Linked DNA regions of Homo sapiens: regions 2 and 3 are each linked to region 1. A link is a contact called in ENCODE Hi-C or POLR2A ChIA-PET data. All regions are on one chromosome and are shown on one strand. Each heading gives the region's core, a stretch centred on a gene start or an enhancer-like site at or near the end of the contact. The rest is flanking DNA. Distances are from core to core; before and after follow the strand shown.

Region 1 (4,739 bases), core at 1-2,500:
TTGGTTAAACAAATCGAATGGAAACGATTTGTTCAAGATGGGAGCATCAAATAGACGCAAGCTCTTCGAAACAGCCCTGATTCCCTGGCAAACGCTGTTGCTTAGCGAAACGTCAAAACCCCTGCGTGCAAACAAACGTCTGAGGGGCGCACCCGCCTTGAGCAAGCTTCTCCCGGCAGCTCGGGCTTTGGAGAACGTCTGGAGGACATTGGTAGCTCCTCCCTCTCCGGTTAAGGACTTGGTAGGGGGAAGAGGGCAGAGGATCCAGGATCTCCGGGTCGGGTCATCTGGGTTGACGCGTCCTGACACCCAGGACGGTGCAGGGGAGCTCCGGGGCGAGTCGCTTCGCGCCAGGAAAGGCCTGCGTCTCAGCGCTGGAACAGAGGGGAGAAGCAGAGGGGAGCCCCGCCCTCGGTCCAGTTCTGGAGCAGTGCGCCCCTCCCCCGCCCCGGAAACGTCCCCGCCGCCCCTCCCTCCACCACCACCTCCCGGGGACCTAGGTTGTAAAATCCCACGCAGTGGGGCGGGCACGGTGACGGGGGTGGGGCGGGTGGCGTAAGGCGCCACCGCCCACTGGCACGGCACCAGCGCCCTCCAGCACCCAACCGCCGCCTCCCTCTCCCCGGCGCGGCTCCAGCCTCCCCCCGCCAGCCCAGCCCCCCCAGCGTGGCTCCAGCCTCACTGCACCCACCCACCCTGCACCGCAACCTCCCAGCACCCTAGCTGCCCGGCCGGCCCAGCTCGGCTCTGGAGGGCGTCCCTCGCATCTGGACTCCCTCTGCCCGAGGGAGGAGCCGCAGCCGCGGTCGCCCCGCCCCTGGCGTTCTTTGACTCCCCCGGCCTCTTGGACATCTGGGTGCGGGGGTTAGTGCATCAGATGTGGCTCCTGGGCCGCCAGATGTGCGCGTTCCCCGCCCGGGGCAGGCGGCCGGCGAGTCTGGGAGGACGCGTGGGAGGGGCTGGGAGTTTTCCCTCCTAGCAGACTTAAAAGCCAGCAGAACCTCCAGCCCCCTGGGCTCCCGGCCTGGGCCTCCTGGGTCTCCGGGACGCACTGCCCAACGGAAAAGTTTTCAGCCCAGTCTGTGCCTCGCCGCCAAGCAGCCCTTGGGGCTTCTCAAAGTGGTAGAGAAAATAGGACAGCTCTACAGGATGCCCCAAAGAAAACCCTCATTTGTCGACCAGGCGACCTTAGTGCTGGCGTGGGACTACAGCTGCGCAGCCAGCAAACCCCAGTTGGGGGAGGGGGAGAAGTGGCAGTAGAGTTCGCATCTGGGGCTTGCTCTAAAGCGCTCTTTGACTGCTTTTGGATTCCATATTTGAAGTTGAGAGTCGTATTCCACCTGGTACAGGCAGTTCAGGGCAGGAGAAAAGCCAAGTGAACTCTGTGACTCAATCCCCTTGGAATGTGCCTGGAATAATAATAGGGACTTGAAAGGGTTTTATGGCCGAGGTGGCTAGTGGAGAGCAGTCTCCTACGCCTTGCAGTTGGCGGTCGGCCGAGGGGGGCAGTATTGCCTTATGCAGAGCTTCTGCGCCTGCAAACGGGACAAAAATAGTCGGAGCATCTGGTTTAAATCAACCAAAAAGCATTTCTATCAGCTTAATCCACCGGCCTACAGAACTGACAGAACAGGACAAGCCAAATATATTCCCGGTACTCTTTTAACACTCCAATAATAGCTAAGCCCAATCACACTTTACCGCTGGGATTTCTGTGTCCTACCATACAACTGTCGTTATTTTATAGATGTTGCAAATTAAACTTCCTTTTCTGGAGTTGTGTGTGGGCATGTGCTTAAGCAGTTACATTTGCAAGCAACGCTCGACTACGCTGCCCTTTTCGTTTTCCTTTTTCTTTCTCTCTTTTGGTATGAGGTCTTAGAATAGTCAAAAGTATCTAAGGCCAACATATGGGTTGCTTACACCACTAAATATATAGCTGCATTTCCCTCTCTTAACGCCCTAATCAGGATTCCAAAGGCAAGTTGGAACAAAAGAAAAAACGTGTCTGAGTGTAAAGGGAGAATTTGTGCCAAGAATTACAGTCGCAGGGTAAATAACCTTGTTTTCTCCTTCATCAGTGGCCGCTACCAAGTCCCGTTCTTGGAAAGTGGCCAACAGTCTGTCTGGTGGAGGGTGCTGCTAATTAGAGAGAGCCCATAAACCTCTCTGTCAAAGAGGGCATGTGACCTTCTCTTCAAGTCTGAACAATAAAGCCGGCGAACTGCAGACTGCACTCAACACTGGCTGCCCCGCGGATTCCCTAAATAGGAACAGGATGAAGGCCAGGCTCAAGAGGTTACCATAGCTCTGCTCCCACACTTTGAGGAATCGGTCACTCCACTTCCCCATATAACTTGTTTCAATTACTCTCTACAATCTATTTAGAGGAGAGCAGCTTGCAGAGAGCACTCATTGTCTAATCTAAATGAGGAAGCAATTATTACTTGCTGCAGTCTAATGTGCTTTGAGACTGGTGGGTCAAAGAGCAACCTGATTTCTTGTAACGTGTCTTTGCACTTTGGAAGATACACCTTTTTAATGACATTTATTTACTCCTGCTTTTAGGACACATTTTTCTTTCTATTAAGATTACAAAATTAAGGTGTTTTTCCCCTTCTCAGTCTTCAATGTCCTTTTTAATTTTAGAATTTAAGCTATTGTAAACACCCCAAGTACTTTTGCATATTGTTTAATGTTAAATATTATTTTTTTTAGTGCTTTCTTATAGGCATGTTCTCTGATTATAGCAAAATAGAGTTCTCTAAGTCTTCCCTTCTTTGTTTAATTTACCTCCCTGGGAGCCCCCTTGCTAGCTTTAATTTTATACAACATGTTGTAAACTATAAATAATACAGCTCCACTTTCCTAGAACATATGGAAACTGTCGCCTGCTATATATCCTAACTGTACTTGCTTTCAGCTTAAAGACTGAATAAAGTTAATCTCCTGTGTAAAAAGGCATTTAGCCTTTTGTGTGTGTGTGTGTGCATTTTATTAGTTAAAACCCAGTATGGAACAGCACATGAAATTCTTGTTGTGAACAGAGCACATAAAAGGGTTTACAAGGTGTGGTTTGAAGAGAGGAAGCCGTGGAACAAATGTTGGTGGAAAGGAGAGGAAGGAAGGAAAGCACTTCCTGAGAGGATACTCCTCCTGTTTCAGCTGCATCCTCTCTTCAGATTCTTCCTGTTTGTCTTAGTCCATAACTGATAGTAAATTATTTGTCTTCATTTTTTTCTATTCACTTTAAAAGCATCCTTTCTCTCTGTACTAAAGCTACTCTTGAAACCAAATCCATTAACTTCCAATGACTTAACAACTTTACTTCATTTAACATTCTGATAATCTGAAACTTTTGTATTATATAATACATGTATGGAAGGAATCATTTCCATGTTAACTTTCCAAGTATTCTGTGATCTCTAAGACAACCAACTGTGACGTAATTAACAACAGAGTCCGAAGTCACAAACATTGCGGTTGCTTGGGTCGTAGGTTGGTCACTGTTTTTTGTTTTTGTTTTTGAGACAGCATCTCACTGTGTCACCTAGGCTGAAGTGTGGTGGTGCAATCACAGCTCATTGTAGCCTCAATTTCCCGGGCTCAAGCGATCCTCTTGCCTCAGCCCCGCAAATAGCTGGGACTACAGGTGTGCGCCAGCCACCACGTCCAGCTAATTTTTGTATTTTTTATAGAGATGGGGTTTTGCCATGTTGCCCAGGCTGGTCTCCAACTGTGCTCAAGTGATCCGCCCGCCTCACCCTCCCAAAGTGTTGGGATTACAGGCATGAGCCACTGCACCCGGTCACAGGTTGGTCACTAGTGAGTCTCTGCGTATTTGTAAAATCGGGATGATGCCTCTTCGCAAAGTGTGAAAACAAACATATACTACTGTTGGTTATCACAACTGAATGTAAGGGGCATCACAAGCCTTATAAAGTATTAATTCTTCTTCCAAATACATCACGTGCTACAACATCCCCTTTCGTTACAAGATAAATTAATAAAATATTTATAATTTCTACATACTGAATTTATGACTTTATATTTTGAAGTGGAGTTTCTTTTGGAATTTTTTTTTTTTGAGACAAGGTCTCACTTTGTCACCCAGGCTGGAGTGCAGCACAATCTCAGCTCACTGCAGCTTTGACCTCCCAAGGTTTAAGCAATCCTCCCAGCTTAGCCCCCCAATTAGCTGGGAATATGGGCATGCGCCACGACACCCAGCTAATTTTTGTATTTTTTCATAGAGATGGGGTTTTGCCATGTTGCCCAGGCTGGTATTGAACTCCTGGCCTCGAGTGACCCACTCACCTTGGCCTCCCAAAGTGCTAGGATTACAGGCGTGAGCCACCACGCCTAGCTTTTGGAATTTAATTTTAAGGATACTGTGATAGTTAATTTTATGTGTCAAATTTGGCTAGGCCATGGTACCCAGGCATTTGATCAAACAGTAGTCTATGTGGCTGTAAAGGTATTTTCTAGATGTAATTAGTGTTTAAGTCAGTAGACTTTGAGTAAAACAGATTACTCTCCATAATGTGGATGAGCCTCATCCAACGGTGAAGGGAGAATTCTACCAGCAGAATTACCTTTGTACTTGAAACATCAGCTCTTCCTTGGGTCTCTGGTGTATTGGCCCACCCTGTAGATTTTGAACTTGCCAGTGTCCACAATCACCAGTCAATCCCTTGAAATAAATCTTTCTCTACATATCTTATTTGTTCTTTTTCTTT
Region 2 (4,739 bases), core at 913-3,412, 1.2 Mb after region 1:
ACTTGTTTTGAAATGAGCAAGCCAACCCCATCTGCTTAAGTGGTATAGAAAATTATTGTGCAGAAATATTCTCTGCCTCCTTCTCACTTTCATGGGAGGAGAGTACGTCTCCATTCGGTTGATTTGGGGTACAGTCATGTGACTTTCTTTGGCTAATGAGATGTTAGCAGACATGACACAGCATAGGGTACACATGTTTGTGCAGCTGGTCTTGCACTCTTGTGCCTCTGTCATCACCATGAGAATATGCTTGGGATGGGTCACCGGTCTCAGGAAAGAAGATAAGAGACATATGGAACAGGGCTGAGCTACACTAGCCCAGAAGCGTAAGAAAGATCAGCAGAGCTGTCCATACAAGCCCAGCCTAAATTAGCTGACCCCCAGCTGAGCTCAGAAGTGTGAGCAGCTCCTACTAAGATCAGCAGAACCCCCAACAAGCCCAATCTAGATCATCTGACCTCAGCCAACCCACACATACACATGTTAAGTAAATGCTTATTGTTGTAATCACTGAGTTTGTGTGTGTGTGTGTGCATGTGTGCGCACGTGTGTGTGTTTTAACTGAGCATCATTGTGGTCACAGCTAAATAGCATTACAAGAAAGACAGATGCTTACTTTCCTGCTAGTCTAGAATCTAAGAGGATATGAAACCAGAGCTACAGCTGTGGTCACCACATAGAACTTGAAGATGAAGTGTGCAGACTGAGGACAGCTGAGCTGAAATCGAGTCCCGCTCACATTGAGCTCTCAATTTAGCCTGGTCTAATGCCAGTTCTGCCTCTGATCTTGTTTATATGAGCCAGTAAATTCCTTTTGTATTGCTGAAATCAGATGGATTTGGCTTTTTCTATCCAACTTGCAATCAGAAGAATCTTAACTAATACCAAAGTATACAGGTAACCAATGATAGAAATAAATTCATAAAAATGAGAAGAGAGGGGTGGGGGAGTGGCGTACACAAAATAATTTCTCATCTTACACGGCATGGACAACATAATGTTCAATTCAGTAAATCAAGAAATATAAATATAGGCATGTTTTATGGAGATGATCATGGGAAAGGACTGAAATAAGAAATAAAGTTGGTTTTACTGGGACAGAGAATATGACCAAGGGATGAGGTGTTCATTTTTTTTTTTATCTTATGGAGATCTGTGGTGTCCCATGGGTGGCCACTAGCAGCAGTTGGTCATTTAAATTTAAATTAATTAAAATTTAAAATGCAGCCTCTTGTTCACAGTAGCAGCATTTGTAGTGCTCAACAGCTAGCTACATGTGGCTAGTGGCTACTGTACTAGATTGAACAGATATTGAATCTGTCCATCACCATCACCGCAGCAAGTTTAGTTGGACAACGCTGTAGTGGAGTGTCAGGAGTCACTGTGTAAAGTCAATGAATCAAACAACAGAAGTTTAAATACATCATTCAAAATTGCCCCATCACGATTTCATGGTACAGGCCCTGGAGGAAAAACAGCTTAGTTTCCTTTCAAATCCCAGCTCTGATACTTACAAGTTACTGAACCTTGGGTAAGTCACATTGATCTTTCTGTACTTCAATTCACTTATCAGTAAAATGGCAGAATACATGCAGACCTTTCTCACAAGGTTGCTGTGAGAATTAAATAACCAAATATATGTAAGTTCTTATATTTTGTGCCCAGCATGTGGTAAACATTCAATATTTACTTTTTATTTTCTATCCTTCTCTAAGTTAATTTTATTTTACCATATGCACATAGTTTAAATAAACTATGTATATATGAGATTTATAAATCAGTATTTAAATATAAATATAATATTTAATTTTTATCTCTCATATACAGTATATGTACATATACATATATCTCAGCTCCAGTTCATGGGATTATAGATGCTTTCATTTTCTTCTTTGTACATTTCTATAGTTTCCAAATTTCTGTATTGAACATGTATTATCTTTATCACCAGAAAAAAAAGTTTTTACTTTTAAAGATACCAACATATTTTGAGATGAACAGTGTTCTACATCTGGATCATTTGCTTTTGCTGATTTAGTCCACAGGGGCCCATTACATAATCTGTTGTTAGCCAACTGGGGCTTCATGACCTCTTTCCTGGGCTATTACAAAATCCTCCTGGCTGGTCCCCTTCCCTGTCCAGCTCTCTCCCAGCCTCCCTGTGCTGTCTCCACAGTGCTGCCAGAGTGATCCTTCCACAGCACAACATTTATAACACTCCCCTGCTTAAAACCTGTCAGCGTTTTTCTGTCCTTTACAAGTTAACTGCCCAGTCCAAGGCATGCCCCACCAAAGCCTTCTTATTCTAACCTTGCCTGCCTTTCCAGTCTTTTAACCCCCCACCAAATGTATCCAAGTCTCCACCCACAAACCACAAGGAGGAACATTCTTCTACCCCTTCTCCATTTCCAGTTGGAAGTCCCATTTATCCCACAAGATGTGCCTAACTTTGCACTAATCTCCAAAAGCAGAGCTCAGAGCTCCCACTCCAATCAGCACCACTGTCTCAGAGCCTGTTCTACTGAACAGCAATTATTTGTTTACATTCCAGACTCACCCTCAAGTATGCGCTCCTTGAGGGTGTGGCATCTTTGCCTTCCTGTGTCCAGCCCAGAAATTGACACCAAATAGTGCTTAATAAATGGTTGTTGCACGGATTCAGGAAGAAATTGTTTTAATTAAGATAGTAAATGTTCACTGCAGAAAATTAGAAAGTCTAGATAAATCAGAAGCAAAGAAAAAAAAACATGAAGCACATGTAATACCACCTCTCAGTAACATCAACACCTTGGTATATGTCCACAAGCTAGATTAGAGGTTCTCAAGCTTTCTTGGTTCATGGCACTCTCAGTGTTTCCGTAAATTTGTCTAGCATTTTAGACCAAAATAAATTATGTTTATTATGTAGTTTAGTCCAAACACCTTAATGGTAGTATGTAGTTCCCAGTGTCCAAAGGTGTCACTGTGTTTCCCTAGAAATTTTAGAATATATTGGGATGGGTGTTGCTGTGAATTCACCATAGTGCCCCAGGATTCCTTGGCACACAGTTTGGGAATTACTGGTCTAGACCTTCTAAAAGGATCTTTTAAAATACAATACATTGTCATATTGTACAGACTTTTGTTAACCAATGATTTGTATTTAATAAGAAGTAATACATGACTTTCCTGCTTGGTAACTGCTTATCTACCAATAGCTAATATTTGATAAGTACCTGGTAAGTTCCCTATGAGGAAGGTGTAATGCTACATCATTATCTTCATGAAGAAGCTGAGACACTGAGTTGTACATGAACAGCAAGGTATACGTTTAAAAAGGAAAAAATGAAAAAAGAAACTGAGGCACTGGCAATTTAAGAAACTTTACCAATATCTAACAGGTAGTAAGTTCACAATCAGGCTGCAAACCCAAGAAATCAAGTTTTAGAATCCGTACTCTTTTAACCTTCACAGCATCATTTAAATGGGGTGTGAGGCTACAATGGTGTTCTATGGTAAAGATGTATTACAACTTACTTAAATCATATCCCAAATATTAGACATTTAAATTGTTTCCAAGTTTTCACTATTTTCAACAATCTTGAAATGAACATCTTTATGGCTACATACTTTCATATTTATTTCCTTGGAGAAAAAAATCTATAGAAGTAGAATTTCTTTGTCAAAGAGTACAGTTTCTCAAAGAACTAAAAATAGAACTACCATTTGATCCAGCAATCCCACTGCTGGGTATCTACCCAAAGGAAAAGAAATCAACATATTAAAAAAAGTACCTACACCCACATATTTATTGAAGCACTATTCACAATAGCAAAGATACGGAATTAATCTAAGTGTCCATCCATCAACAGATGATTGGATAAGGAAAATGTGGTACATATATACAATGGAATACTATGCAGCAATTAAAAAGAATGACATCACTCTTTTGCAGCTTGAATGGAACTGGAGGCCATTATTTTAAGTGAAACAACTCAGAAACAGAAAGACAAATACAGCCTGTTCTGTCTTATAAGTGGGAACTAAATAATGTGTCCACGTGGACATTGAGTGGGGAATGATAGGCACTGGCGACTCATAAGGGTGAGAGAGTGAAAGGGATGTGGATGGTAAGAAATTACTTAATGGGCACAATGTGCGTTATTTGGTGATGGATACCCTAAAAGCCCTGACTTTACCACTACAAAATCTATGGATGTAATAAAATTAAATTTGTACCTCATCAATTTATTTAAAAAATTTTTTAAAGATGTACAAACTCCAAGTTTTTTAGTACTTGTATTCCAGCTATTCTACCAAATAGGCTGGATAAATTTCTATTTCATTATTTGTTTTTTCTAATTCAGTGTTTCACAAACACTGAATATTTTTATTATTTAAAAAAATGTTACCAATAAATCTCCCTAAGCCAGGAAGATACACTTACATTTTACAAACCTTTCCACAGCAAAGAATATATTTATGGAACAATGAAGGTGGCAGTAGGAAGGATTCAAGGGACCTTGGGCCTGCCCAGTCCTTCTGTGACCATAGGAGAATAATTTAATATCTTCATTTCTACTTGTCTACTAACATGACCAGTGCTTTTCAAACTTTTCACAGAAATAGCCCAAAGATACAAGAGAATAAAAACTTATTCCTAGAGTTAGGACCCTGGGGTGTATTGATCTAAAGAGATCCATTGCAGGCATGCAGTTTTTCCTCCTCTCAGATTCAGGCCAAAACTGCCTTCTTCTCCA
Region 3 (4,739 bases), core at 1,307-3,806, 1.1 Mb after region 1:
AAAAAGCAACGGGAATTCACACCATGCTCTTAGATCCATACTCATCTGGTCAGGGGAAGGTTCCCCTCTTTCAGAATTTTAGGCATCTATTCAGCTACCACTGTCATCACTGTACAATTGCCACTTCCATAATGCCTGGGGGTTGGGGTAGTAGAAAAAGGAAAAATACCAAAGTATTCTCCACTGTTTTCTACCCTATGCATCCCCCTTTCTTTGTCCTTTAAAGCAGAAGAGTTTCTCTTGAATCTCTTTCTGACAGCAGCCAGTGTGCACTTTCAGATGCTGGGCTGTGTCTTAGTCTATTTGTGTTGCTATAAAGGAATGTCTGAGATGGAGTGATTTATTTTTAAAAAAAGTTTATTTGGCTCATGATTCTGCTGGCTGGGAGGTTGGGCATCTGGCAAAAGTCTCAGGCTGCTTCCACTTAGAGCAGAAGGCAAAGTGAATGATGTGTGCAAAGATCACATGGCGAGAGCAGAAGCAAGAGGTAGGGATGTCAGGCTCTTTTAAACCACCAGCTCTCCTGAAAATTATTAGACTGAGAAGTCACTCACCCGTCTACACAGGGAAGACATTAATCTATTCATGAGGGATCTGCCCCCATGACTCAAATGCCTCCTATCAGGCCCTACTTCCAACACTGGAAATCAAATTTCAACATAAGGTTTGGAGGGGTCAAATATCCAAACCATAGCAGGCTGCCTTCATGTCTAGGCTAGGTAATACTGGAGGGAAAACACGGTAAATTCACAAATGATTTGACCAGACTTTGAATTCAAGTCTTATTCCTCAACCTGGATGCTACCATTTATTTTTCAGAGACTTCACATAGTAGCTGGTCCTTGCATTCAGTCCAGAATTTATAACTGCCTTCAGTAGGAGAGATGGGGTGGAGTGTGCTTACTCCATCTTCCTTGGAACCAGAACTCTTAAGTATGCTTTTAAAATTATTTTCAAAAGTGCCACTATTTTCATCTCATCTAGATTAAATTCAAGACCCAAGTGATAATTTCATTGGCCATCATTAGTTCTGTTACAGGCTATAGATGAAAACAGTCTTGGAGTCAATTCTTTTACATGTGACATTATCTTGAGTAAATTACCTATTGAGACTCTGTGTGTCAGTACTCTTACCTTCACGATAGGGACACAGGTCAGAGATAGCAATTAGTAATTAGTTAGAAATACATTGCAGTAGTCTAGGAAAGAAGTAATAGTGGCTCAGATCAGAGTAGTCATCATAGTAACACAGAGAGCCTCTTTGGCTTTTTTCATCTCACATTCATAGTCTATCCACCTTGATTTTCAAGATAAACAAGAGGATGTGGTCAAACAAAAAAGAGTCACTGTTTCAGTTCTTTTTTTTTTTTTTTCTGCCTCAAACAGAACCTTGATCTTTGTTAAAGTTCAGTATGAGGAACTGGTTTTGAATATTCGAGAGAAGAGAAAGTTTAGGAGTGAGGCTAGAGTAGGGCTGGAAACAGCATAGTTGTCTTCAAATAGCTAAAGGACTGTTTAATAGAAGAAACACTAAATGTATTATAAGCAAGCAGACACAAATAGAACTAAAGGAAAGACATTACAAGGAATCAGTTTAGCTTAATGGCAGGAAGAACTTGGTAATGGTTAAAGCTGTCTGTCTTAGTCTGTTTTCTGTTGCTTATAACAAAATACCTGAAACCGGGTAATTTATAAAGAAAAGGCATTTATTTGAACAGCAGGAAAATGGTGGATAGAAGGCAGGACTAACTTCCAGCTCCCACTCAGATGGACAGAGCAGCTTGTGGAGATGCACATTGTAAACTTTTACTCCAAGAACTACTGCAGGAACATACCCGGAAAGCCTAGAGAATCCACAGACCCTTTGAAGGAAGCAGATTGCTCCTGCAGGCCCCAGAAGATGGTTGAAAAAATGTGAGTGCCCAAAGTGTGAAAGGGGGATTGTCTGCCCTTGAACACACACCTTCACGGGGGAAACTGAAGGTCCAGATAATGGGAGAAGGATTTGATCTTACCTAGAGTTGAGACAAATTTAGAGAGCTAAGCAAAATACAAGGGTAGAAGTAGTGGGAAGAGCCCTGTGGGCTCTCTCGGTCCCCAGGGAAGCCATTTCTGACTTAGTCTCACAGAGATCCTTGGGAAGGGCTGCCAGAGGAACTGGGAAAAGACCACAGGGAGAAAGAAACTTCCAGCTGAACTTTGTAACAATTTCAACTGAACACAAATTTCCTCGATAGAAACTGGGGGAGGAGGTGAATCGGGAGTGGATACACAGCACAGAAGCCGCAGCAGGCAGGGAGGCACAAGACCTGAAAGCCCTGCTTGCTTTCTCAGCTAAAAGGCTAGTAGCCTGTGGCAAGTTCTCAGCCCTGCTCACTGGCTGCCTGGAAATAAACTCAGTGCTGTTGGTGGGGGCATGGTGGGAGTGAGACCAGCCTCTTGGGCTGCATGGGAGCTAGGTGAAGCCTGTAACTGCCAGCTTTCCCCGACTTCCCTGGTGACCTGCATGACACATCAGAGGCAGCTACAATCCCCCTGGGAACATAACTTCACTGGCCTGAGAACCACATCCCCATACCCCACAGCAGCTGCAGCAAGCCCCACCCAAGGAGAGCCTGAGCTCAGACAGGCCTAACCCTGCCCCGACCTGATGGTCTTTCTCTACCCACCCTTGTAGCCAAAGACAAAGGACATAATCTCTTCGGAGCTCTAGGGCTCCACCCACTGCCTTGATCCTCCCTATACTATGGCAACTGATGCTCCCCTGAAAGTGCCACCTCCTGGCTGGAGGCCAACAAATACAAAACTAGTGCAATAGACAAAACTACAACTAAGGACCCTCACAGAATCCATTTCACTCCCCTGCCAACTCCACCAAAACAGGTGCTGGTATCCAAGACTGAGACACCTGAAGATGGTAGACATGAAAATGGTTCACATCACAGGACTTTGGTCAGACACTCCCCAGTACCAGCCCAGAACCCAGTAGCTCCACTGAGTGGCTACATCCAGAAGAGAAATAACTGCAGTTTGGCTCTCAGGAAGCCACATCCTTAGGGGAAGGGGAGAGCACTACATCAAGGGAGCACCCCTTGGGACAAAGAATCTGAACAGCAGCTCTTGAGTCCCAGATCTTCCCTCTGACATAGTCTGTCCAAATGAGAAGGAATCAGAAAAACAGTTTTGGTAAAATGACAAAACATGTTTCTTTAACACCTCCAAAAGATCACACTAGCTCACCAGCAATGGATCCAAACCAAGAAGAAGTCTCTGAATTGCCAGAAAAAAAATTCAGAAGGTCGATTATTAAGCAAATTAAGGAGACACCAGAGAAAGATGAAGTCCAACTTAATGAAACCAAAACAATGATACAGGAAATGAAGGTGATATGGTTTGGCTGTGTCCCCACCCAAATCTCATCTTGAATTGTAGCTCCCATAATCCCTATGTGTCATGGGAGGGACACAGTGGGAGGTAATTGAATCATGGGAGCAGAGTTTTTCCCATGCTGTTCTCATGATAGTGAATAAGTCTCATGAGATCTGATGGTCTTATTAAGGGCAATTCCCCTGCACATGCTTTCTTGCAGCCATGTAAGATGTGCCTTTGCTCTTCCTTTGCCTTCTGCCATGATTGTGAGGCCTCCCCAGCCATGTGGAACTGTGAGTCCATAAAACCTCTTTTTCTTTATAAATTACCAAGTCTTGGGTATTTCTTCGTAGCAGTATGAAAATGGACTAATACAGAAGGGAAAAATCTTCGGTGAAATAGCATAAATAGAAAACAATCACAATTTTTGGAAATGAAGGACATACTTAGAGAAATGCAAAATACACTGGGAAGTCTCAGCAACAGAATCGAACAAGCAGAAGAAAGAACTTCAGAGCTCAAAAACAGGTTTTCAAATTAACCCAATCCAACAAAGACAAAGAAAATAGAATTTTTTAAAAAATGAACAAAGCCTCCAAGAAGTTTGGGACTATGTAACTAAACCTAAAAATAATTTGTGTTCCTTAGAAAGAAGAAATCTAACAAGTTTGGAAAACATATTTGAGGGAAAAATCAAGGCAAACTTTCCTAGCCTTGCCAGAGACCTAGACATCCAAATACAAGAAGCTCAAAAAAACACCTGGGAAATTTATCACAAAAAGATCATTGCCTAGGCACATAGTCATCAGGTTATCTGAAGTCAAGATGAAGGAAATAAATCTTAAGAGCTGTGAGGCAAAAACACCAGGTAACCTATAAAGGAAAACATATGAGATTAACAGCAGATTTCTCAGCAGAAACCCTACAAGCTAGAAGGGATTGGGGCCCTATCTCTAGCCTCCTTAAACAAAACAATTATCAGCTAAGAATTTTGTAACCAGTGAAACTAAGCTTCATAAATGAAGAAAAGATACAGGTTTTTTTTTAGACAAACAAATACTAAGAGAATTCACCACTATAAAGCCTGCACTACAAGAACTGCTAAAAGGAGCTCTAAATCTTGAAACAAATCCTCAAACTACACCAAAATATAACCTCCTTAAAGCATAAATCTCACAGCACCTATAAAGCAAAAACATAATAAATAAATTTTAGAAAACAAGGTATTGAGGCAACAAATAGCACAATGGATAGAATAGTATCTCACATCTCAATATTAACATTGAATGTAAATGGCCTAAATGCTCTACTTAAAAGATACAGAATGGCAGAATGGATAAGAATACACCAACTAAGTATCTGCTGTCTTC

What was found. A loop is a pair of places that touch in the nucleus more often than their neighbours do. ChIA-PET counts read pairs that join two places held with the same protein, here RNA polymerase II (POLR2A). Pooled maps may share reads with other maps.
Region 2: a loop to region 1 is called in a map with no recorded cell type, with 5 times the contacts of the local background. The contact joins two enhancer-like sites. A Hi-C loop is called at or near these places in 3 of 37 single-sample maps with no recorded cell type and 3 of 50 pooled maps. POLR2A ChIA-PET finds 5 or more read pairs at or near these places in 1 of 52 experiments (OCI-LY7).
Region 3: a loop to region 1 is called in a map with no recorded cell type, with 9 times the contacts of the local background. The contact joins two enhancer-like sites. A Hi-C loop is called at or near these places in 3 of 37 single-sample maps with no recorded cell type and 9 of 50 pooled maps. POLR2A ChIA-PET finds 5 or more read pairs at or near these places in 1 of 52 experiments (T-cell).

What each region holds. Positions count from the first base shown.
Region 1 is chr10:63,626,327-63,631,065 of GRCh38, reverse strand. No RefSeq gene overlaps it. Among named protein-coding and RNA genes, the nearest start is that of REEP3, 110 kb to the right of the region's middle. RefSeq lists a silencer at 411-740 and enhancers at 1,211-1,260, 1,271-1,450, 1,841-2,050. Within about 2 kb of position 1,250, at least 41 of the 41 ENCODE cell types and tissues checked have a DNase peak (open chromatin) inside an H3K27ac peak, as active enhancers do; they include OCI-LY7, where a contact is called at or near this core.
Region 2 is chr10:62,452,639-62,457,377 of GRCh38, reverse strand. It overlaps a transcript of ZNF365 not described here. Among named protein-coding and RNA genes, the nearest start is that of ZNF365, 81 kb to the right of the region's middle. Within about 2 kb of position 2,162, at least 9 of the 41 ENCODE cell types and tissues checked have a DNase peak (open chromatin) inside an H3K27ac peak, as active enhancers do; they include OCI-LY7, where a contact is called at or near this core.
Region 3 is chr10:62,525,273-62,530,011 of GRCh38, reverse strand. No RefSeq gene overlaps it. Among named protein-coding and RNA genes, the nearest start is that of ZNF365, 150 kb to the right of the region's middle. RefSeq lists an enhancer at 2,462-2,681. Within about 2 kb of position 2,556, at least 5 of the 41 ENCODE cell types and tissues checked have a DNase peak (open chromatin) inside an H3K27ac peak, as active enhancers do.